2 separate regions of the Homo sapiens genome follow, and region 1 is linked to region 2. Evidence: read pairs that join two places in POLR2A ChIA-PET (ENCODE). Cell type or tissue: MCF 10A. All regions are shown on one strand. Links, peaks and the distances in the headings refer to the core of each region. The heading gives the core; the rest is flanking DNA.

Evidence for each region. ChIA-PET counts read pairs that join two places held together with the same protein. Peaks named below come from ENCODE experiments on the same cell type or tissue, not always from the same donor. Only the 100,000 strongest peaks of a DNase experiment are listed, where the experiment ranks them.
Region 1: POLR2A ChIA-PET joins it to region 2 with 40 read pairs; 3 of 35 experiments call an interaction of 5 or more read pairs at or near these places.

Annotation. Positions count from the first base shown.
Region 1 is chr21:38,951,833-38,962,591 of GRCh38, forward strand. No RefSeq gene overlaps it. Among named protein-coding and RNA genes, the nearest start is that of ETS2-AS1, 19 kb to the left of the region's middle. In MCF 10A, for the core only: no CTCF peak of the experiment used is centred there; a DNase peak (open chromatin) is centred at 3,819.
Region 2 is chr21:38,897,898-38,911,267 of GRCh38, forward strand. It overlaps ETS2-AS1 (ETS2 antisense RNA 1), which reads right to left. Exons shown (of 4, transcript NR_120405.1): 3 at 4,004-4,068. Among named protein-coding and RNA genes, the nearest start is that of ETS2-AS1, 34 kb to the right of the region's middle. RefSeq lists enhancers at 5,266-6,465, 9,079-9,618. In MCF 10A, for the core only: no CTCF peak of the experiment used is centred there; a DNase peak (open chromatin) is centred at 6,064.

The DNA of each region.
Region 1 (10,759 bases), core at 1,389-6,388, 52 kb after region 2:
TCTAGCAAAGATACCAGAAAGCTGAACTCACCTTTCATCATTTTTAAAAAAGGATAACGTCTTTGGGAAGCTTTTCTTCCCATGAAATCTTACTGCCTTCCCAGGGTATCACATATTTAAAGTACAGCTGTGCTCATCGAAGGAGAGAGAGGACAGGGGAAGGTAAAACCTTTCTCCTGCCCTGTAGGGGCCTCTCCCCAGAATTCCTCAGGACCCACAGAGGAAAGCTGAAATGCTTGGATTTAATACAATGCCCCATTTTTTTTAACTGAGCTGAACATAAAATTAAGCATTTTAAAAGGAAAGATTCGGTACATTCACAACATTGTGTGACCACCACCTCTATCTAGTTGCAAAACATTTTCATCAACCCCAATAAGCACCAAACCCATTAAGCAATCAATCTCCAGTCCCTCCTCCCTTTACCCCATAGCACCACCAATTTGCTTCCTGTGGGTACAGGTTTACCTATTCTAGTATTTCATATCAATGGAATCGGACAATATGTGCCTTTTTAGATCTGTCATCTTTCACTTAGCATAATGTTTTCAAGGTCCATCCACACTGTAGCACATATCAGGAGGTATTCCTTTTTATGGCTGAATAATAATCTATTGTAGGGAGACATTCGTCTCCCCATTGATGGACATTGGGGTTGTTTCCACCACCTTTTGGCTACTGCGAATTACTGTGTCTCTGAGCATTAGTGTGTAAGCACTTGAGTTTCTGTCTACAGTTCTTTTGGGTATATACCTCCATGCTCCAATGCTATAGATGAAGAACCAGGCCACAAAAGATCTAGTGACTTGGCTAGGCTTACTCAGCAAGCTCATGGCTATGCTGGACCCCAGGTCACCGAGTACCTGCTCCAGCTTCTACTGAACCCCAACATTCCATGAGAGCTTGGACTTGGCCCCACCTCTCCACTTATGGCAATGCCAGTTCCCTGGCTGGGAAAGCCCTCTCTGGTTTTCTTTCCCTTCCAAATCTTCCCACTCAGATCTCAGCACTCTATCCTCCTTCCCCACAAGGTGTTCCCTGACCACCCACAGCCCTTCCACTTCTTCCTCTAATTTCCAGTCTTATGATAATCTAATTATAAGTCCACATGGCACACAGTGTGTTTCACGGGTAATTTGGTGACTTGTGTTGACAGTAAGATATTTGAGGACAGGAGCTTAGCAAATCTTTATGACAGATTAAATACATGGGCAGAGGCTTGCAGAGCCAGATGGGTGACTTCATCTGGTCTGCTGGCATCCACTTTGGCTGACATGACTAGCAATGTTACAGTCACTATACAGTTGACATGACGACATTCAACAACACCAAAAGGTCTAAACAGTGCTTTAGATCCCCTGGCTGGTGATGTTCACAGCAGCGAAGTCACCAGGAATATGCAAAGACACAACAAGCCTTGTCAACACCACCTTGCCACAGCTGGAGCCACTAAATATGTGGACAGAGTCCTGGCCCAAGAGTATAGCCCAGGAGAGGAATGGACATCCCTCTCCCCACCTTTGAGTAGAAAATGACCAGTGAGCCTGGCACGATGGCTCATGCTTGTAATCCCAGAACTTTGGGAGGCCATGGTGGGCGGTTAACCTGAGGTCAGGAGTTTGAGACCAGCCTGGCCAACATGGTGAAACCCTGTCTCTACTAAAAAATACAAAAATTAGCCAGGCATGGTGGCAGGTGCCTGTAATCCCAGCTACTCAGGCGGCTGAGGCAGGAAAATTGCTTGAACCTGCAAGGCGGAGGTTGCAGTCAGCCAACATTGTGCCATTGCACTCCAGCTGGGGCAACAGAGCGAGACTCCATCTCAAAAAAAAAGAAAACAAGAAAATGACCAGTGAAGGCAACACAAAAGGGATCAATGACGTCATCAATTACAGGATCATGCTCGATTATCTAAAACTCAGTTTGCCCTGTTGTAGGACTTGATCTTTCATAGAGATTGTTATTACAGAAGTACTTTAAGGACTTTAGAAATATGCCAGTAAAACACACACTTTTTTTAAAATTCATTCCAGAGATTTCCATTCCCCAATGAGGTCCTCATCAGAGTCATCAAAGGAGCAGCACATCCAAGAAAGTCCAAAAGAGATAGACTTTTTTTTAATGATGCATTAGAAAACCTGACCCCAACCCCTGCCTTTCTTTGTCTACTTTATCACATTTGTAGGTTTAGAAAAGTTTGTCTTTCAGTCTCAAAACTTTTGGAAAAAATAATGTCCCACTGTCTTTCATATCAAAAAGAAACGACAAGTGTGTTGATCGTACAGAGCCAATCTCCTCTTCACATAATGAATAAAGAGAAGTTTCCATTCATTTGGCCACAAAACAGGTCATTTTCTTCAAAATGTACACACTAAAACAATAAATTAAACACTTATGCTTCCAAGGGAGAATAGAAAGATAAGAGCAGGAGACATATGTGTGTCTTGATGGTGGGTGCCGGTGTATCCTGGGAGCTTAACCCTCACTGCAGATTTAATATTCACAAAAGCCCATTGAGGTGGGTACTATCATCTCTGTCTAACGGTGAGAAGATCAAGAAACTAAGGCTTGGGGAGAATAAGTCATGAACACCAACTTCCCATGTTAGGAACGGTGGGTTCAGGGTAGAAATCTCAAAGTTCAGCTTTTCCCACCACACTTGAAAGGAATTAGTAGAAATTAATGGCTTTACAGACCTCACAGCCACCAGTTTTTTGCTGTGGGACCTCCCCTGTGTCTGTCCTCTCCACATGTCTTGTGTCAGGCCCTGGAGAAGCACAGGGTGCCGCTACCTCTTCACCTGCTGAGCAAACCCTGTCATTGAAGCAACCAGGTGCTCACACGTGTTGTGAACACAAGACTCCAATAAGGGGACACCTGTGTGTATCCAATTTTCTACCAGCAGCAGCTTATCCACTGGGCATGAAAGGGAGGAAAACTACTCAGCCAGTCATTAGGTAAATACTCACTGCTTATCTCAATGCAAAAAAACAAGCACCCTTCTGCAGGAGTAAAAGGAAGTGTGGAAAGGTGAAGAGAGCAAGGGGCAGGAAGCAGACAGTTCAGAATCAGGAGCCTTCTCTGCTTGTGTGGACAAGCTACTCACACTCTCTTAGCCTCGACTTTCCTATCTGTGAGTGGGACTGGCAATCAAACCACACTACTATAAAAAGGATACGTTTGCCCAAAATAGCCAACAGGTGGAAGCAAACAGGCGAATAGATAAACAAAATGTGGTCTCTACATACAATGCAATATTATTCAGCCTTAAAAAGGAAAGCGCTTCTGACACAGGCTACACCATGGATAGTCCTTGACGGCATATTGCCGAGTGAAATGAGCTAGTCACAAAAAGACAAATACTGTATGATTTCAACTTACATGAGGCACCTGGAGGAATGAAGTCCATAGAGACAGAAAGTAGAATGGTGTTTGCCAGGGGCTGTAGGGAATGGGGAGTTAGGGTTTCACGCATAGCAAATTTCACTTTTGCAAGACAGAAACAGGCCTGGAGATGGATAGTGGGGATCGTTGCACAGCAGTGTGAATGTACCTAGTATCATAGAACTCTCCGTAAAAATGGTTAAGTTGGAACATTTTACATTATGTGTACTTTACCACAATGGAAATTAATAATGCTAAAAAAATAACATGTTTGCCATGATTCTGTCACTGTTGCTGAGGAGAAAAGAAACGCCTTGTACTGTGGACCCAATCAACTCAAATTAGAATCTCTTGGGATGGTGCCCAAGCACAGGCATGTTCTAGAGGCTCTATCACACCCACGCCAGAGCTGAGCATCACCCAACGAGCCGAGTGCTCAGGTCACGTTAGTGACTCATGTCCCTCAGCCTGACACTTACTCATGTTGCTGCAAAACAGCAGGATACATTGGGAGCACCCAGGCATCTGTGTGCATTGAATTAACTTTTATTTAGCTCAACTCAAGAAACATTTCTTGCCTACCAACAGGGCTGGCATCACAGGCACCTGCAGGTAGTGCCACAGCGGGCGCCCTCAGAAGGCCCTGCTCGTGGTTTAATGCTCAGTGGCTGCCATTTTGAAATTCTTAACGATTTTTGAACAAGGAGTCCTGCATTTTCCTTTTGTACTGTGGGCCCTGCAAATTGTGTATTTGATTCTGCCTACAAAACCAGATCCTGTTCTAGGCCTGGAGAAGCCAGAGATAAAAGGCAAAGTGGCTATGGAGAGGCCATAGGCTGCAGAATGCCCAGGGCAAGCTGAGGCCAACCCCATCAGGACCTCCTGGTCCACCACTCACCCCACCCCCTTCGCCTGGAGAGCCAGACATGGATTTGCCTGCAGAGGAGGGAGGAGGAGAACCCCTGACTGTGGGTGGATATAAACAAGCTCATGACGAGTGATAAGTAACATATGCAACAGGAACAATGATGCAAAACATCGGTGCACGTTGGGCTTTAGGACAGGGCAAAACTATACACAAAGCAGGCATCTAAGAAGCTAAGTTCTGAGTTCTCAGCTCACCCCATGCTCACTCTTCTTGCCAGCATTCATGGAACATCCACCATCGTGCACCGGAGTCCCCACAGCTTCCAGTCTCAATAAGCCATGGCCGCAAATAAGCACCACCAACCACTTACTGAAAGCTTCCTTCGTGCCAGGCACTGTGCTGAGTGCTTTATATAAGCAGCCGCAAGTGCTTCCCATCATGGCTTCCTAGCTGGCTATTAATTGAACTGTTTTACAGATGAGGACCAGGAATGATCAGAGAAACCAAGGAACTTTCCCAAGATTACGTAGCCAGTTAGCAGGTGATCAGATGTGAACTTGGGTCTTTTGCTTTGAAATCTGTAACTTTGCCCTTCAATGTAAAATACCCTTAGGTTGAACCACATGCAGTTGGTGTTTGGCCGAATATTGTCAATTTCATCAGGCAGCGTGTGATGCAGCTGAAACTGAGACCATCCATAAGCCCTGTGGGAGGCCAGTGAACCCACAGATAAATCCAGATCACTCCCTGTTCTGTAAATCAGCGTGCCGGGCAAACAGCTCTCTTAAGCAGGGAAATGAAGGGAATAAAGAACAAACAAGTGGGAAGCTCTGTAAGAACAATATCCTGTGAGCAAGCTGAATGAAAGCACCTGCCTTCCTCCCTCAGCCCAAGCCAGCTTGCTTAATAAATTAGATTGCTTGTTTGTTAGAAGCACCTTTTTAAAAGGTGAGTGTAGACAGCTGCTCTCCAGATAATGACACTAAGCAGAGCTGTTGCTACCAAGCCACGCTAGAGATAAGGCTGCTTTCCCAGAAATACATTTCGGGGCAGGGCAAATTGAAAGTGTGTACTTCTCAGGTAATAGGTAATAAACATTCCGTTTTGGAGCTTTCTATATTGAGCTTCTGCACCTGGTCGCTGGAAGGCTATGGTGTCAGCACCAAGCCTGCAGATTGCTTTGTATATCAGCCACCCCTGTTTTTCCCCAGTAAAATACCACTCCCGGCTTGGCCGCCAGCTCCTTCCTCTTTCTTGGTGGAAATCTACTGCTTTCTTAAACTGGTGCATGGAAAATTACATGGTCAGCGCCACACTCGGGGCTAGAAAAGCACACATCCCACAGTGATTTCAAATGATCCAGCCTTTCATCATTAAAAAATAAATTCTGTGGGCGAGGAGAAAAGAATCGTGAGGCCCCTAAGCAGGTGACTCATTTCAGACAGAAATGCCAAAGCCATTTCTGAACAGATGGGTTGACAGGACACTTAGCAAATGCTGCTTTTAATTCTTTCTTGCACTCATTCATTCATTCAACAAATATTCCCCCAGGCTTATGGAGCATGGGGCACCACTGTAGGCACTGGGGAAGTAGCTGCCAAATACAAAATAAAACCCAAAAAATCCCTTCTTCCCTGGAGCTTCCACTCTACAGGTGGAGACAGAGAGGAAACAGATAAGGAAACTCTAAGAGTTATGGGGTAAAGACAGCTGGGGGGGCGGTGCGGGTGGAGGGGTTGCCTTGGTGGAAAGGTGATCTTAGAGCAAACAGGGAGAGAAGGTGCAGAGGGAGCTCTGTGGTTACCTGGGGGGAAAATGGTCCTTCTACGCAGAGGGAGTGGGAAGGGCCTAGGGGGAAGTAGGGCCAGCTTGATCCTGGGAGCCGTGTGGCTGTGGGCATGGAGTAAATGGGGACGAGCAGGTGAGAGGTGAGGCAGGTACACTGAGGCCAGGTGGCCACCAGGAGCACCTTGACTTTGCCTCTGAGTGGGATGGCACTCACTGCTCTGTGCAAAGGAAAGTCATGACTGGACTTGCTTTTTGCCAGACACACTTTGAGGCCAAGAGGGAGCAGGGAGAGGAATGTTGACATCATTGAGGTGTAGGATGATGGAGTAAGAGATGGACATGGTGGAGTGGGAGCAGAGGCCAGGGTCTAGCTAGGTGTCAATGGGGATGTTACTGACAGAAAGACTCTACGATTCCTCCAGGTGGGGCATACCCTCAACATCAGCCCATGGATGGATGTTCCCAGACCCCAGGAGTCTCACCATAAATTCTCCCTGGGACAGACTGTGGGTGGCAGTGGTCGCCATCTGTCCTTGGCTGACAGGTGCCCAGAGCTGTGGCAGTGTCATTCCCAGCAGCCCCAGGATTAGGCTGTTATCTCTGTTTACCAACAGGAAGAGACACTCGGTGGAGGATTCAAGCTGATACAGGAGCCGTGGATTGCCACCTGCCTCTTCTCCTATGCCTGTCATGAGTACACACACCAGTCCTGTCTGCTGGCCAAGCCCCCTTGCTCCCAGGTGGGAGAACAATGTGTAGAAGCACAAATTATAAACTGATTCTTGTGTTCTCTAAAGACAGTCTGTTTTTCAGATCATGATTAGGAATGAGTAAACGGTAAGTCTCAAAGTTTTCAGGGGCTTATTATACAGGGCCTATCAGAGTAAAAATAGAAATTACAACAGCCCAACATGGAAGAAAGTTTTCCTTCCTCACTCCCAAACTTCAAACAGAGTCCGAGGGTTAGGATGTGGGCGTAGCTTTTTGGGGGGCCACAATTCAACCCATTCCAGCTAACTTGATTGAGTATTGATGCCTTTTAAACAAGCAATGGAGTGATCATCGGAGATGAAGAAGCAATTTAAGCTCAACCCTCAAATGCAAACCCTTCCAAAGCAAACATCCTAGGAGGTGCTACTTGAGTTAACCTCGGAGATGATTAACCTGGGTTTTGCACCACTGCCCTGAGCCATTTTCCACAGAACAGAACAGAACAGAATTCTTTATTATGTTTCTCAAGATGCTACTTTTCTACACTGCAGTTATTTCAGGCATGACTCATGTTAAAATGAGTGTGATAAGATTTCTTGGTAAAACCCCTGGGAGGCTTTGAGTAGAGAGTTTTTAACAGTAGCTACCCCAAGCAAGGCAGCTGGAGTGGGTTGAATGGTTCCTCCCCAAAAGATCATCCCTGTCCTAACCCTTGGACTCTGACTGTGACCTTATTTGGAAAAAGAGAGTTTACAGATGTAACTAAGTTTGAGATCTCAAAATGAGGTCACCCTGGATTACACAATGGGCCCTAAAGTCAATTACAGGCATCCTTATAAGAGACAGCAGAGAAGACACAGACACAGAGGGGAAGGCCATGTGAAGGCAGAGAATGGAGTGACGCAGCCACAAACCAAGCAATGCCTGGAGCCACCAGAAGCTGGAAGAGGCAAGGAAGGGACTCTTCTTCAGAGGGAGCAGGGCCCTGCCCACACCTTAGCTTCAGACTTCTAGCCTCCAGAACTGGGAGAGAAGAAATGTCTGTTGTTTGAAGCCACCCAGCTGTGGCACTTTATTACGGCAGCACGGGAAATGCATACAGCCTCCAAAAGAGAACGAAGCCCTTCTGAGAGCTTGATTCCAGACATGCAAGACCCTGAGCCCACCGCGCCTGGGTTTCTGCCTACAGAACTGTGAGATAATCCATGGTTGTTTTACGCCACTCCAATTGCAATAAGACAGTGAGGATGTCATGTGAGTGACCAGCAAGGCATGTGGCCCAACCAGACAGCCAGGGAAGGCCTTTAACGAGTAACTTGAGGCTGAGAGTGAGGTGGTGAGTTGTGGAGAAAGTCCCAGCTCAGGGTTCACTGTGGACCAACAGCTCTTTACTGTGGGGTACTACCTTCCTGGAGAATTTCCTGGAGAGTATAAGGCCTGACGTGGGCCTTCAAATATCTCAACAAGAACAATAAATCCCTCCAGAAAACCATATTACTCCACTTTCTTTCCAAAGGAAATTCAAGTCTGTTGAAATGCTTGCTCTAAAACAGTTTCCAGTGATATTAAACAAATTCGTGGCTCTCAGAATACCTTGGGTGATGATCAATAAGAGTTGTATGTGCTTTACATGCTGATAATCACACCTAACCCACAGCATTTGTCTGATGCCTAAGTGGGCTCAGATTTGCCCAAGGCTCTGGTCCAAGGACCTCTGAGGGACACAGCCTCGTCACTCAGACAGGAGAGCCCAACTCAGTGACAAACAAAGGCCAAGGGATTCTGCACATGAAGACAAAACAGAGTCTTCCTTCTCAACTAGAGAATGGCTTATCTAAGAAAAAAATCAACTGGAGAGAAAAAAAAAGTGAGGATGTCAGCATTTAACAGGAATCTTGAAACTTTGACAGGAAGGGTGACCCTTTTCGGTCAATCTGAAATGTATGCAGACAGGTCACAGATATATTCCAAATACATTTTTTTAATTGCTAAATATGTTTAAAGAAGATTTTTAAAATAAAACTCAATGGACCAGTTTATACACTGCAAATTCATTACATTTTTCCAACCACGCAGAGCTAGGCTTAAACTCAACTATACTGAAGGTTAAACTCAACTATTACCAGTGTTATTCTATCCCAAAGAATGAGCCAGGTCTAAGCTGATGTTTCCTCCTGTTGTGACAATAAGAACTTTCCCCATTGTCTTCCACCTTTCCCCTTCTCGCTCCATTTCCACCTCTCCATCGCGCAGGGAAGGCAGATTAGAGTTCACTAGAAACACAATACCTGAAACATAAAGGCCTCACACCTACCCGCCTAGGAGTACAGCTCAGATGATCTTTCTAATAAGGAGTGGCAATGGAGCTTGCAGGCCGAAGAAACTATAACTTGGGTGTGATTGACAAGAGCTTAGGCTAACACATGCCTGCTTCTATAATTATATTGTTTGTCTAGAGAGAAAAAACAAAAAAACAATAAATCATCCAGCGGTGCATGACTGGCTTAGTTCTCTGTCTCTCTCTCACTGGGAAACTCACGATGAAGTTCTTCCAGGAAGAGGTTGCAACCCCACCTGCCCACCATTCTCCATGACACCTGTCACTGACCAAGATGCAAGAAACACATGGGCCCCTGCAAAATCTCTCGATTCATTTTACTGTTTCTTGGTGAACTGACTTGTATTATCTCCCTTTTCGCTACCCTTATTAGTTTCCTACAAACCACTACAAGTTAGCAGCTTAAAACCACACATGGCGGGGCGTGGTGGCTCACGCCTGTGATCCCAGCACTTTGGGAGGCCAAGGTAGGCGGATCACGAGGTCAGGAGTTGGAGGCCAGCCTGGCCAACATGGTGAAACCCCGTCTCTATTAAAAATACAAAAATTAGCCGGGCGTGGTGGCACGCTCCTGTGGTCCCAGTTACTCAGGAGGCTGAGGCAGAAGAATCGCTTGAACCCAGGAGGCGGAGGTTGCAGTGAGCCAAGATTGCACCACTGCACTCCAGCCTGGGTGACAGAGCAAGACTCCATCTCAAAAAAAAAAAAACAAAAAAAACATGTACTATCCTACAGCTCTGGAGGCTGAAAGCTCAAAAATCAGCCTCACTGGGCTAAAATTATGGTGTTGGCAGCGCTGGTTCCTTCCGGAGGCTTTAACGGTGAATTGTTCCTTTGCCTTTCCAGCTTCCAGAGGCTGCCCACGTTCCTTGGCTCATGGCCCCTTCGTCCATCTTTAAAGGCAGCAGCAAAACCCAAGTTTTCTCCACCTTCTCTCCCTCCTTCCATCATCACATCACCTTTTCTGACTTGGACGCACCCAAGTCCCCCTCATAAAGTCCCTGTGATTACACTGGGCCCACCCAGATCACCCAAGACCATCTTCCCCCCTCAAGATCCTTCACACAATCACGTCTGCAAAGTCCCTTCTGCTGTGTCAGGTGACACATTTGCAGCTTTTGGGAACATTACTTCCTCTCCCACTGCATTTTGGCGAGCACAAAGCTGAGACATCTCACAAGAGTGATCCCTGATCTGGGATTTGAGAAGTATGGTCACTAGAAATCAGACAGAAATCTGCCCACCTGCACTGTGGGTGTCATCCCACTATTTAAACACCAGCTAAAAAGCTCTAGGGTGTCTGCAGATGCCATCAGCCCAACTTCAATAATGACCATATCTATGTGGGCCTGTGTGCTTACCCACTGCAAATCTAAACAGCTGTCACCAAAACATCCCAGATCCATCCCCTCTCTCTGCCCTACTGCTCCCCCTGGTCCAAGACACCACAGTCTCTCCTGGGGACACCTACAGCAGCTGCCTGAACAACCTTCCCACTTCCTGCTGGGCATCCTGTAGCCCCTGGCCCATGCAGCAGCCTGTGGCCTCCCCAGAAGGTATACCCAGTCCCATCAGTTCCAGCTCAGAAGCCCCCACTGGCTTCCCAGAACATATGGAGTTAAATTCAAGGCTCAAGTGGCCTCACAGCCCTCATCCTATGGCCCTAGCTC
Region 2 (13,370 bases), core at 3,175-8,174:
GATGGTACAGAACATTCTATTTTCAAGACTATAAATATTTCAACTTCTCGAAGAGATCACCTATCATGAAAACTTCAGATCTTCCTAAGTAAGTCTTATAAAAATTAACTATAAAGTTTATGACAGTTTCCACAATCAAGTACTGTATGCCAGATTGGCTTAAAGCATTTAGAAATGAGCAGCCTGAATGTTGGCAAAAGGTCACATACTGGAAAAGAGTAATGTCCAATTCAAAAAGTGAAAAGTAAGAGACGCTGCCAATCCAAAAATTGAATGCCCAAACTTTACTGAATTCTGTTAATAAAATCAACAAGTTGTTCCACTGTACAGGCAGGGTTACTACTTTATGCTGATAATCCAATAAGTGTTTATTAAGCACCTGCTATTTACAAAGCACTGTGCTGGACGCTGTAGAGAGAATTGATAAAATATCTCAAGGAACTTAGAAGGTAACCAGGGAAAAGGACAAGTACAAAAATAAATAATAGAACTCTTACCAATTAACGTGAGCAACCAAATAACCTGATTTTAAACATGGGCAAAAGAACAGACACTTAACAGAAGAACATGTAGGAATGGTCAGGAAGCACATGACAGGTCGCTCAGCACCATTAGTCATCAGAGAAACGGAAATTAAAACTACATCAAGATGCCATTTCACACCCACTAGAGTCGCTCAAATAAAAATGATTGACAATGCCAAATGTTGGCCAAGATGTAGAGAAACCGGAACTATCTTATATTACTAGGGGAGAGTAATGGTACAATCATGTTAAAAAACTGTTTGGCAATTCTCTTAAAGCTACCCTATTGCCCAGCAATTCCATTTCTAGGTATGAATACTTACCCCAAAGAAATGAAAACCTATGTCTACAGAAAGCGTATGCAAGAATGTTTATAGCTGCTTTATTTACAATAGCCTTCTTCCCCAAAATGACAAATGTCCATCAACAGGAGGATGGGTAAACAAACTGTGGTATAGTCATACAGTAGAATACTATTGAGCAATTAAATAGAACAAGTTACTAATAGGTGCAACAACATGGGCACATCTCAAAAACTCCACTTTGAGAGACAGAAGTCACACACACAAAGAATACATGTTGGAAGAATTCATTTGTTTGAAACTCTAGAACAGGCAAAACTGTTCTATGAGGTTAAAGCTATGGTGATAGAAGTCAAAAAGTGGCTGCCTCCAAGATTGTGGGGGTGGATCAACAATTCACTGGAAAGGGAGAGAAGAGGAAGTTCTGGGGTGGTGGATGTGTTCTGAATCTTGATTGGGATGATGGTTACACAGGTGTACAATTGTCCAAACTTATCAAACTAAGCATGTAAGATCTGTGCATTTTGTTGTACTTAAATTATACTTCATTTTTTAATACTCAGAAAAGGTAAAAATAGAAACAGTAGACATTTGACAGTTGTGAGTTTGCATTGCAAGGACTACAAAATTCCTCAAATTTGTTAATATCACCATAGAACAGGACTTCACAATAAAATGTTCACTTTCGCATGAAAGGGAGGAGGTCAGGGTGAGTATGGGATGATGAAGCCACAGTGACGCCAGATGCCAGGTGAAAACAGGAACCCACCTCTGGGGCCCATTCCTGTAGTGCCTGAGACTCAAAGTTGGGCCTCATAAAAATTGTAACTCATCGCACATCATGAATCTCTACACTAGCTTACAAAGGCTCAAAAGGGAGGATTTTAAATCCAAAAATGTAACTACTGTACAAGATAGAATATTAGAAACATGAGAAGGAAGTTATAATATTTTAAATGAGGTCTAAAATGACAGCTAAATCTCTCCTCCTGAGTAGTAAAACCACATTAACTCATATAGTCACCACTCCTTGTATGAGTCTGGCCCCATCCAAAAGGGGTGGAGTTTAAATTGGTTCTATGATTTGAAACAAACACATGGAAAGCCCTACTGGGATATTTATTAGCTACATTAAGATACACCCCTTAAGAACCTTTAAAAAAACTCTACCATGTTATCTGGTGTAGTTCTGCTCAGGATACCTTGTGGGAATATAAATGACAAAAATTTAAAATTGCCTTAGAAAAGAGTTTTCACATTGCTATGATCCAAATGTTGGTGTCTTCCCAAAATTCATATGTTGGAACTTAATGCCTGATATGGTCTGGCTGTGTCCCCACCCAAATCTCGTCTTGAATTATAGTTCCCATAATTCCCACATGTTGTGGGAGGGACCTGTTGGGAGATAACTGAATCATGAGGGCGGTTTCCCCCAGACTGTTCTCGTGGTAGTGAATAAGTCTCACAAGATATGATGGTTTTATAAGGGGAAACCCCTTTTGCTTGGGTCTCATTCTCTCTTGCCTGCTGCCATGTAAGACGTGACTTTCGCCTTCCACCATGAATGTGAGGCCTCCCCAGCCACGTGGAACTGTGAGTCCATTAAACCTCTTTTTCCTTATAAATTACCCAGTCTCAGGTATATCTTTATCAGCAGGTGGAAATGAACTAATGCAATGCCCAGTGTGATAGTATAAAGAAGTGGGGCCTTTTGGAGGTGATTTGCTCTTGAAGGCTCTGCCCTCATGAATGGGATTAGTGCCCTTATAAAAGAGGCCTGAGAGGGCCTCCTTGCCCTTTTTGCCATGTGAGGACACAGCAACAAGGCAGAGAACAAGTCCTTGCCAGACACAAATCTTCCTTGATCTTGGACTTCCCAACCTCCAGGACTGTGAGCAATAAATTTCTGTTGTTTATAAATTACCTAATCTAAGGTGTTATGCTATAGCAGCCCAAATGGATGAAGACACACATATTAGGCAATAATTATGTCAGTTAAATTTGGTGTGTTTACACCAAACGTCTTCAACATTTTCCCTGCCCTAATATTTGCAAGGAGCACATTAAGTATCTGCCCATTAGCACAGATGCCTCCATAAGGCAGTGGTGTTAAAAGGAGGGGAATGGTGTAAAGATGTTCCCCGGTTGGTGGCAGGGGTAGGGGGTATGATATATAGTTTCCCTCCCCCACCATGAGAATTACTAATTCAATAAGGAATTAAATTAATCAAGTGCCAATATGCTTATTATGGCTTTTGTTTTTGCTTTTGGTTTTTTGCTCAGGTTCGAGGGCATCTTTGATTTTTCTCATTCTTCCCAAGACCTTACATGGTCTGGCCCCCGCATTCCTCCTTTGCCCCAGCCTCCTACTTTCCCCCCTCCCTTAAGACCCAAGCTGCACTGGCCTCCTTGCTATTTCTTGAACATGTCAGATGCTCCTGCCTTAACACCTTTGTGGTGGCTGTTCCACCTGCCTGAACCCCCTTTCCCAGACACCCCAACGACTAACTCCTTTACCTCTTGCAGGCTTTCTCATAAAGGTCATTCTCTTAGAAGGGCCAACCTTGACCATTCCTATTTAAAACTGCAATCTGTCCTCTCACAGGCAAGGCCTATGCCCTCCTTCCTCTCTCTGCACTCCTTTCTTTCCAGTGCACTCATCACCTTTGACATACTGTGACTTTTTTTATCTTATTGTGTTTATTGCCTTATTGTGTTATATGTATTATCTATTATATTATTATCTTTTATTTTTTGTTTATTGCCTGCTCCTCCTGCTACAACATAAGTGCTCCGTGGCAGGTGTCTTTGCTCATTTTACTAACTTCTCTTAAGCACCTACGACTCAACCTGTCACATAGCAGGTGTTCAACAAATGTTTATCAAGTGAATAAATGTATTCTTTTCTATGCTTCTTTAAATAAATACAGCTGACCCTTGAACAATGTCGAGGTTAGGGGTGCTGACCCCACACACAGTCAAAAATCCACATATGACTTTTGACTCTTTCAAACTTAACTACTAATAGCCTACAAGTAGTCTTACCAATAACATGAACAATCAATTGATATGTATTTTGTATGTCATCTATATTATACACTGTATTCTTACAATAAAGTAAGCTAGAGGACAGCAAGTATTATTAAGGAAATCATAAGGAAGAGAAAACATACTTACTATTCAGTAAGTGGGAATGGATCATCATAAAGGTCTTCATCCTTGTCATCTTCATGTTGAGTGGGCTGAGGAAGAGGAGGAGGAAAAGGAGTTGGTCTTGCTGTCTCAAGAGTGGCAGAGGTGAAAAAAATCTGCCTAGAAGTGGACCCACAGAGTTCAAACCTGTGTTGTTCAAGGGTCCACCGTATAACCATGATATTAGCATTGTGAACATTCTCTCTTCGTCTCCTCCTTCCACCTACCCAACTCTCCACTCAGGGGAGATTTATAAGCAAGATTTTGAACACTGAAAATCAAATTAAGTGGTCTGGAAAAGCTGCAATGGCAAACAGGGGAAAACGATTTGGAAAGCAGCCCTTAACCCTACATTTTCCTATCCTGTGAAAGCTGTGAAGAATTGTGCCTACACGAGGCCAATGGCCCCAGCTCTATCCTCTAATCACCTTCTTCTTCTATTTCCCAAATGTAACACTTACCCAGCCAACAAGTAAGGAAATAGATTAGAAAGCTTTTGAGTGACTCTTTTAGTGAACCTGGACCCCAATCAATCAGAAAAGTTACGTGGGATTATGCCATTGGCATTAGTTTTTCATGTATGGTAAATACATGGGTTCGTCTCATTTGAAAGGAATAGGCACATTCGTGTCATCTTAAGAACTGGGGTTTTATGATTTATTTAAGGAGCCATCTAGTAATAAGGTATACAGGGGTAGGACAGAACCTAATGTATTACAGGCTCCATAGAGGATAGACTTGGGAGGTTGTTCAGGACTGAAGCTGGCTCTGGGCTCCTTGTTGGCTTGTTGCCCCATTAACATCAGGAATTCTTGGATCTTCACTATGGCACTCCCATTGGTATGGATCTCCTACTGTCTATTGATTTCTGCTTCTCTCTAGGCATTTTCTTTTTTCTCTTCTTGTACCATCTGACTGACTCCATCCATGTCTCCAGGAGGAAGAATGTGACCATACTTGCTAATTACCATGGTCCACGCTTAGGGCTCTTACCCCATGGCCTCTTGTAGGTCATCAGTCAACCCACAAAGTGGCTGCCTGTGGTTTAGGTAGGACCATTAATCAAGGGGAACACAGCAGGCTTGTGTTTCACCATAATCATAGCCAACCCCTCTTTGAGACTATTCCCCACAGGACCTCTGGGATCGTGTCAAGCTCAATACATTGATCCAGGTACCCAGAACGCCAGTCACTGTGTCTTTGTCCCCACTCAGAACACATTACCCCTGATCTTTTCTTACCAGCATTCTAACCCTCTAGCCTTCATCGTGGGGAAGCGTTGACAGCTTAATACGAAACAGTCTCACCACAAAACAACCTGCTGGTTTCTGGAAACTCCCCAGCTCCCAGACTAAGGCATTCAGGACAATCCAAACTCCCATTTCCACAAATTCCAGAATGGATTTTCATAAGCATCAGGAACACTGAAAGGGCCTGTAGGCTCCACAGGGCACCTACATTTCCTGGGGCTTCCCTCAGAAAGAAGGTGGAGGGTAAATGCGGTGGCCGCGTATAAGGAAAGGAAAATGAAGGTTTTCAAGCCTGCATGAAGCCTAGAAAGTGCCACTGTGTGTAGCCACACCCATAAATATTTTTGCTTTGGTAAAATTACAGGCAGAGGGCCCTGCCAATTCAGAAAACAATCTATTGGCTGCCATTGCCTTGTGTTCCACACTCTGTGCGGTACCCACTGCATAGAGAAAGTCACCTGGAATTAATAGGATTCCTTGATATTTGTTTTCAACAAATACTTCCTGAATGCCTACTATGCACCAAACTCCACAGTCAGGAACAGGCCTAATCCTGTTGGTGTTTTTATTTCAGTCTCAGCTCTGTCAACCTGCTTGAAGCTGCAAGGAATTTGGTGCTCGGGGACAGGCCTCCACAAGTCCAATGAAGTTGGCTGCGTTTCTGATTCACTTCTCTATCCAAGAATAAAAATAGGGGCTGATCTACTCAAACGATCCTGGGAGATTAAAAGATTTTGAAGCCAAAACAAAACCCGAGATAAGCTGCCTACGTGTGCGTGAGGAGGCAAGTCAGTTCCAGGAGCCAGCAGTGTCCGGGAAGGGCTCCCCGCAGCCTGACAGGACTTGTCCCAGCGACCTCTTCCCTCCCGAGGTCCTGTTACCTGTGTGCGTGTCAGGACAAAGCCCTCTGTGCCACTGGCCTCCCTCTCACGTGGTGCTGTCCTGCCCTTTTTTGCTCGGTAATTTCCAGTTAAAGCTCAGCTGTGTGTGTGTGTGTGTGTGTGTGTGTGTGTGTGTTTATGTCTACTCCACTCATCACAAATACCTTTAATAAGCAAATTTACCTCCTCCATTTGCTGAATTTTATGTCTTCTCTATTCCTTGATGAGAATTGAATGGGATCATTCCATGGCTTTGACATTGGTTTCTTGTCCTCTCAAGGGCTCACAGAGCACGGCCCAGAAAGGACTAATGGTGCCGGTGCTGTAGCAGGACCTCCTCTATTTGGGACAGCCTAGCACGTGAAATCCTCTAGGACCCCCAGCCTGCAGTGGGTGGTCAGTGTGTGCAGTGAAAGAGCAGGGATTCCAATGTTGAGCTGAGGTGAATGTAAAGGGGGAAGACCTCTCAGAAGATGCAGGTAGGAACGGGAGCAAGAGTCCCCCTAAGCAATCTTTCCTTCTTTGCCTTCCACCAGATGTTTGCTAAACATCTGGAAGCAAACACCTGGACCACCTGCAACTTGGCAGAGGGAAGGAGCCTGGCCAAGAGAATAAAAAAGGACCAGCCACACTTCACTGTAAGCCATATCCCCAGGCTTCTCATTTCCCCTACCTGGGGAGGCAATGACAATAATAGACTTCAGAAGTTAATTGACTTAATGAGTGGAACTCCTTCAATCCATTGAAGGCCTCAGTAGAACAACAACAACAAAAAGTGGAGGGAGAGAAAATTCTTTCTCTCTGCCTAATTGCTTGAGCTGGGTTATTGTGTTCTCCTGCCCTCAGACTGCGACTTACACCTTTGGTTCTCCAGTTTCATTTCTGTGGACTTGGACTAGAACTCATACCATCAGTTCTGGTTCTCAGGCCTTCAGAATCAAACTGGAACGGCACCAGCAGCCTTCCTGGGTCTCCAGCTTGCAGACAGCAGACTGTGGAACTTCTCAGCCTCCATAATCACATGAGTCAATTCCTTATAATAAACCTCTCTCTCTCTCGACAGGTAGATAGAAAGATAGATAGATAGATAGATAGACAGATAGATAGATAGATCCCTTTACAGCAGGTGGCAGCTAAGGAGGATCTTCCTAGTGGAGGCTGCATGAACATAAAGGGCAGCCCTAGTGCTGGATCCTGGCCCTTGCAGGTGAGACGGCTCTGATGAGCAGAGGAACACCAGGGTTCTCCGTCTCCAAATTAGATAAAATGACCTGGACATACATGGAGTGGTTTTAAGAAGCAGAGAGTTTAACAGGCAAGAAAGAAGGGAGAAGAAAGAAGGAAGAAGCTCCCCTGTTACAGACACAGAGGAATGGGGAGCTCCAAAGCCAAGAGAGAAGACCCCCTGTGCCACGGAAAAGTGGCTGCTTATATAAATAGGCTGGAGGAGGTGATGTCTGATTTGCATAGGGCTCAGGGGATTGGTTCCACCAGGCATGTCACTCACGTAGCCTGCAGAAAAAACTGGCCCTCCCACCCTAGTCTTTTAATATGCAAATACAGGGCACCATGATGTTCTACACACATGGGGATATGTGGGGGTGGCCATGTTGATGATAAGCACCCCTCCCCTCCCACCTCCCGCACACCCCCACCCCCCGCACCCCCCCACCCCATCTCCCCTACCCCCCCCCGAGAAAGCACACCTATCCTGTTTGGGTTTACCGCTTCTCAATCAACCACACGGGAGCGTGGGAAGACAACTCACAAACCTCTTTGTGTTTTTTTCAGGTTTTGAAGAGCGAGCTATAAGCTATATCGTTTTGCTTTGGAAAGACACTGGATTTAGAACCAGCTGCAGTCCTTTAACAACCTCTCTGACCCTCATTATCCATGTGGCCTTTGGCAACCTCTGTGAGCCTCAGTTTTCTTGTCTTCCCCCGCTATGGGGATGTCAGAGGCAACTCCAGGCGGTAACACACTGGAAAATGCTGCAAGTCCACAGTACTGGGTGGAGAGAAATTTATTGTTATTATTGTTGTTCTCTTTCACCCCAAATGGACAGCTTGATCTTTCCCTTAGGGAAACGCTTTCAAATAAAGTGATTATGTTTTGGAGACCTAGCAAAATGGATTTGGATAACTTCCATCAGGAGGGAGGAAGAGAGCCGGTGGCCTTTTGTTATGAGACCACAGGTAACCAAATGTTTGAAGGAAGGCGCCACGGAAGCCCCCTACCCCGCACACAGCTCTGGTTATCCACAAAGCCCCCACAAATGCTCACTGGTGGCCTGTACCGCTAAGAGCTTCTGTGCTGGCCCTCCCTAGCTGTCTGCCCTTTTTTTTTTTTTTTTTTTTTTTTGAGACGAAGTCTTGCTCTGTCGCCCAGGCTGGAGTGCAGTGGCGCGATCTCGGCTCCCTGCAAGCTCCACCTCCCGGGTTCACGCCATTCTCCTGCCTCAGCCTCCCGAGTAGCTGGGACTACAGGCGCCCGCTACCACGCCCGGCTAATTTTTGTATTTTTAGTAGAGACAGGGTTTCACCATGTTAGCCAGGATGGTCTCAATCTCCTGACCTCATGATCCGCCCGCCTCGGCCTCCCAAAGTGCTGGGATTACAGGCGTGAGCCACCGCGCCCCACCGCGTCTGCCATTCTGCTGAGATATCTATGTGCCTCATCACACAAAACCCCACCGTAGCCCTGAGCGGTCCTGGGTGCATAAATGCCCCGCTTACTTGGGAAGACGCATCTTGGTGGGGTAAGGCCTTTTCCACTTCCCCATGGCCAGGAAGACAAAGGACTAGGCCCAGAAGCCCCCGTGCCTAACATGGTGCCGTGCTGCCACTCATGAAGGCATCAGAGCATGCATGCCCTCACTGCACAGGTGGGGACCCAGAGCCCCCAAGAGGAGAAACGATTTGCCCAGGCCACCCTGGCAATCAGTGACCTGAGACCAGTTCCTACTCCTAGATCAAGGTCCCTTGGCTACTCAGACCTTCTCAAGAAGAAATTCTTGTTCAAATGGACTTTTCCCAAGTGCAGCCTGCTGTGTGCTCCAGGGCAGCCCTCCCACGGTGATTGGTTAACCCCGGGCTCTTCGTGTCAGGTGATTTACCCCACAGCCAGCTAATCTCACCTTTCCTAGACTCTCCCTTTCTTGGCCCACGTGCTGCCCGAGTGACACACTCAGTGCTGTAAATGAGGATGTCACGGTGTGTTCTCAGGTTTTACTGGAAGTGCAGCCCTTAACAAACAGTCTAGTAAACAGCCAGCCCAGGCAGTGCACACGTCAGCAGCCCTGCTCCAGGGCTCCAACGTCAGCAAAGGCGGGGCCCAGGCCTGGAAGCCAAAGCCCTTTCCAGCACCCCTCCTGTCACTGGGCCAGCCCCGCCTGCCTGCTGACTTCTGGAGCTCCCACACTCAAAACTGGGATCTGGGAGTTGTGCTCCCAGGCGACCACATTCCCTTCAGGGGTTGTGCAGAAAAACTGAACCAGAATATGGATAAAGATGCAGAAAATTGAGACTCTAAACTGAAATTGCATGAATGGCAGCCGGAACGTTTATTTCGTGCCTCAGTAACACAGGTCTCCTGTCTACACTGGTCCCATTTAAGATCTCCTTGCTAACTCATGACAAGTAAGAATGGTTTGCTTGTAAAAATCACAGTTCAGCAACAGTCCATAGGAGGACTAAATAATTTATTGAAAGAAAGAAGTGAAAACTCTTCAATAGAAATGTGAGGATGGGCACTCAAATTGGCTTCTTTAAAATATCAGCGAGAACGAAAATGATGACACTTAAGCACCGAAGCTACTACAATGTTTTGATAAGGGGTGAAAGGAGCCTTCTCCCTTTTATCAAAAAGTTCCCCATCTGTCGGCCCTGCAGAGGATCATGCTGATGGGAAACGGGCTACTAAGTAGGACCTGAAAGTGAATGTTGTCCTGAGTTCCAAATCAAACCACCAACAATAAATAACAAGTAATCATAACAATTACTATTGATTTAGCCTTGTTGAGACTCAGAAACCAATACCCCAAAATAGAGGGTTTTAACATGTCGAATTGAGGAAGCCTCAAGGTCTCTCTGACCTTCCCCTATACACACCGTCTTTCCCAAAGAAGCTGAAGTTTCTTTATCTGCCTAAGATCCAGACCTTCCAAGGAGAGCAATTATTCTTTCTTCCCCTTCCCACTTATCTTCTTATCTATGGCAGAAAAGAAGACCAAGGTGTGACCTGACCCGAGAAGACTCCAAGTATCATCTGAATTCCAAAGAAAGCTACTTACAAGGTTATTTCTGTTCTCCCATCCAATCATTCTCCCTGGCAATCATTTATTGCCCCTCAATCGAATTCCTCTTCTTCCCATTCCCATAACCTGTTTTACCGGAATCCAAACCCCCATACGTTCTGTAACCCCACAATGGTACATAAGTTTCTGTAACTCATTGGGAAGTTGGGGCTTCATTCTGAAGGCTTCTGTGCATACACGTTAAATAAGTTTTATGCCTTTTCTCCCATTAATCCATCTGCCTTATGCCTCTCAGCAGAACTTTAGGGGTCAAGAGCCTGTGGCCCCTACAGCCTTAACCCACTAAAATGTAAGTACTCAGAAGGCAAGGACTCTGTCTTGTTCCCAAAGGGGATCTCTAGCCCAAGACAGGCCTTGGCACGTGGCAGCTCAGTGCATGTTTTGAACAGGCGAGTGCATGCATGATGTTGTTCTGCCAGACACTGTATTTCACACTATGTGTCATTATTAAGTCTTTTATGCCCCATGAAACAGATGTGCTTCCTGTTTTATAGATGCAGAAAGGGAGGCTTGGGGAGGTTAGGAAACTTGTCCAAGGGTTCTCAGCTGTATAGTGGGAGCGCTTGGCTAGGCAGCATGGCCAGTCTCCTTCCAGAGCTTATGCAATTAACCATGGCATCAACCTCCCCTCCCTACATGCTACCATCTTCAGCCTAGGTCTCTGGACAGGTCCATGGGTCCCTAAGTCCTCTCTTTGATTGGGAAGGGGATCCCAGCACCCCTGGAATTGCATGCACAATGGCATGTGTCTGGGCTTATGGAGGCTGTGCTGGAGAGAGGGCCCATGGCCTTCAGATTTTCAGAGAAACCTGGGATCAAAAAAAGTTTGAGAATCACTGTCCTGGTTTCAGCACTGAAAATCCCACATCCTGGGATGCCTGCTGTTGGTAGCAGGCAGCATAGAGTCCCCAGAGGAGAAGATTGAGTTTACATTCCTGGCGGTTCTCCTATCTCAGCAGGAGGGAAAAGGCTATGGGAGGTGGGAACAGGGCACAAAGCTCAGAAATGGACTGGGGAAAGGCTGAGGAGGAAGTCCTGGGACAGAATGAGGTGATTGTGACAGCAGCGCTTCAACGTTCGGGGCAGAGGTTCCAACGCCAGATCCCTGCCGAAGGTACCTGCCTTCCCGCTTTCTCTTTAGTTGACGCCACTGTTTCTGGGACAAGTTGAGGAAGGAGCACCAGGCAGTAGAGGTTTCTGAGGAGTGAAAGCGTGGTCAGGAAGACCCCCTCACCCAAAATTCTGTGCTGATGTCTGTTTAGGCGAGTACCTAGGCCATGCGGGGTGATGACATCTGATATTGTGCTGGCATCATCCATAGTTCATGACCAATTCTCCCTCCCTCAACCACTGGGTGGTCCCTGGGGTGGGGGTCCCCAGGAACCCCCAAGAACAGGCCCCCTTGCAGACCAGCAGTTCTGGACAGGTCAGACTCTGAGGCCCACAGTGAGTAGCTTGCAAGAACATCCTGAAAGTGTCCCAAAGCCAATAGAGTGTCCCAAAGCCAACAGAGTCAGGAACATGAACTGTGTGTTTGATGCTCAGAACTGCATTCTGAGCGAGATATCTGGAGTGTGCTCCGGGGCCAAGTTCTCCCGTGACAGATGAGGGGATGGGGCTCTGAGATCACCCAGGTCGCTGCTACAGCTCCAGTCTGGCAACTGGAATTGATCAGCATTTACAGCTAGCTCCAGCCTGCTAAATCAAGAAAGTGAGGAAGGGCTGGCCTGACACATTTCCTTCACAGGCTCAACAATGGCTAGAACCTCCCAGGAGAGCCTGGGCTTCCTTGAGCCATATACCGTGGCAGCCCTATGGCCGGCACCGGCGTGAGTCAGTTTTTGAGATTACAAGGGGGTTGCTGGATGCTTCCTCCTCCACCTGTCTTTTGTTTCCTAAATTCAGGGTGCTTTTGTCCCTGAAGCCCTTTGGAATGTGTGGCTCCAGCTTCCCCAGCTGCTTTTCACCCTAAGGACCAGGCAGCTGCAGACTTCCAGAGACAACAACAGGGAATTATAGGTGTGAGTCCTTCGAGAGGCAGTTCTCCCAAAGCAAGCCCCACTTCCTAAAAGCAGCCACACTTGTCGCTCAAGCAAGGCAGGGAGGAGCATGGACAATGGTGTCAGAGCCACTCCCTTTTGAACATTTGCCTCTACAGAACCTGGCCGGGGCCATGGGATGCCCTGTTTGGCTACCTGAGGCCTGAATCTATCGGGATCTGTAAGAAGCGACCACTGACATTGAGAATGGCACCAGCCATCTCCAGAAGGAGCAGGTCATCTGACTCACTGGCCACACACTTCGCTTGTGGAAGAAAGCCCGAGGCTACCTGGATGAAGAAAGGCATTTGTGCTAAATTAGGCAGTTTACAGACCTAACACCATAAAGCAGCCACAGGGCTCCCTTCTCTCCTCTCAAAATTCTTAAGGTGCCAAAGACGCCCCCACCCACCAGCCTCTTCAATTCCAGGCAGAACCCAGCCCTGTGCCTGGCTGTCATCAAGGGCACCAGGCTGGTGTTTTGGCAACAAACCAGCTTTCAAAGTGACATCAAATTGCTGTGAATCACCCGATCTGATTCAAATGAGGGCTTAGGTGGATTTAGAGATAGCTGATTGCCTCAGATGAATGCACAATTGCCTCAGAAAGTAATTTACCTCTGGGAGTTTCAGGTACTAAACATTTAGAGTTTGCATTTAAACTCTAAACTGGGGCAGGGGCAGCTATTCTTTTGCTGGCAGGACCCAGTGAAGGCTGATCCCAGGTACCTACGACTCTTCTGTGATTGGTGCTTCCCTACCTCCCTGCCCCACCCCATCTAAGCACAATTCATTTTATTTCAAAGATGAAAAGGACCCTCGAAGTCGTGACTTGGTCTCCCCAGTCACGCCCCTAATGAGTGGAGCC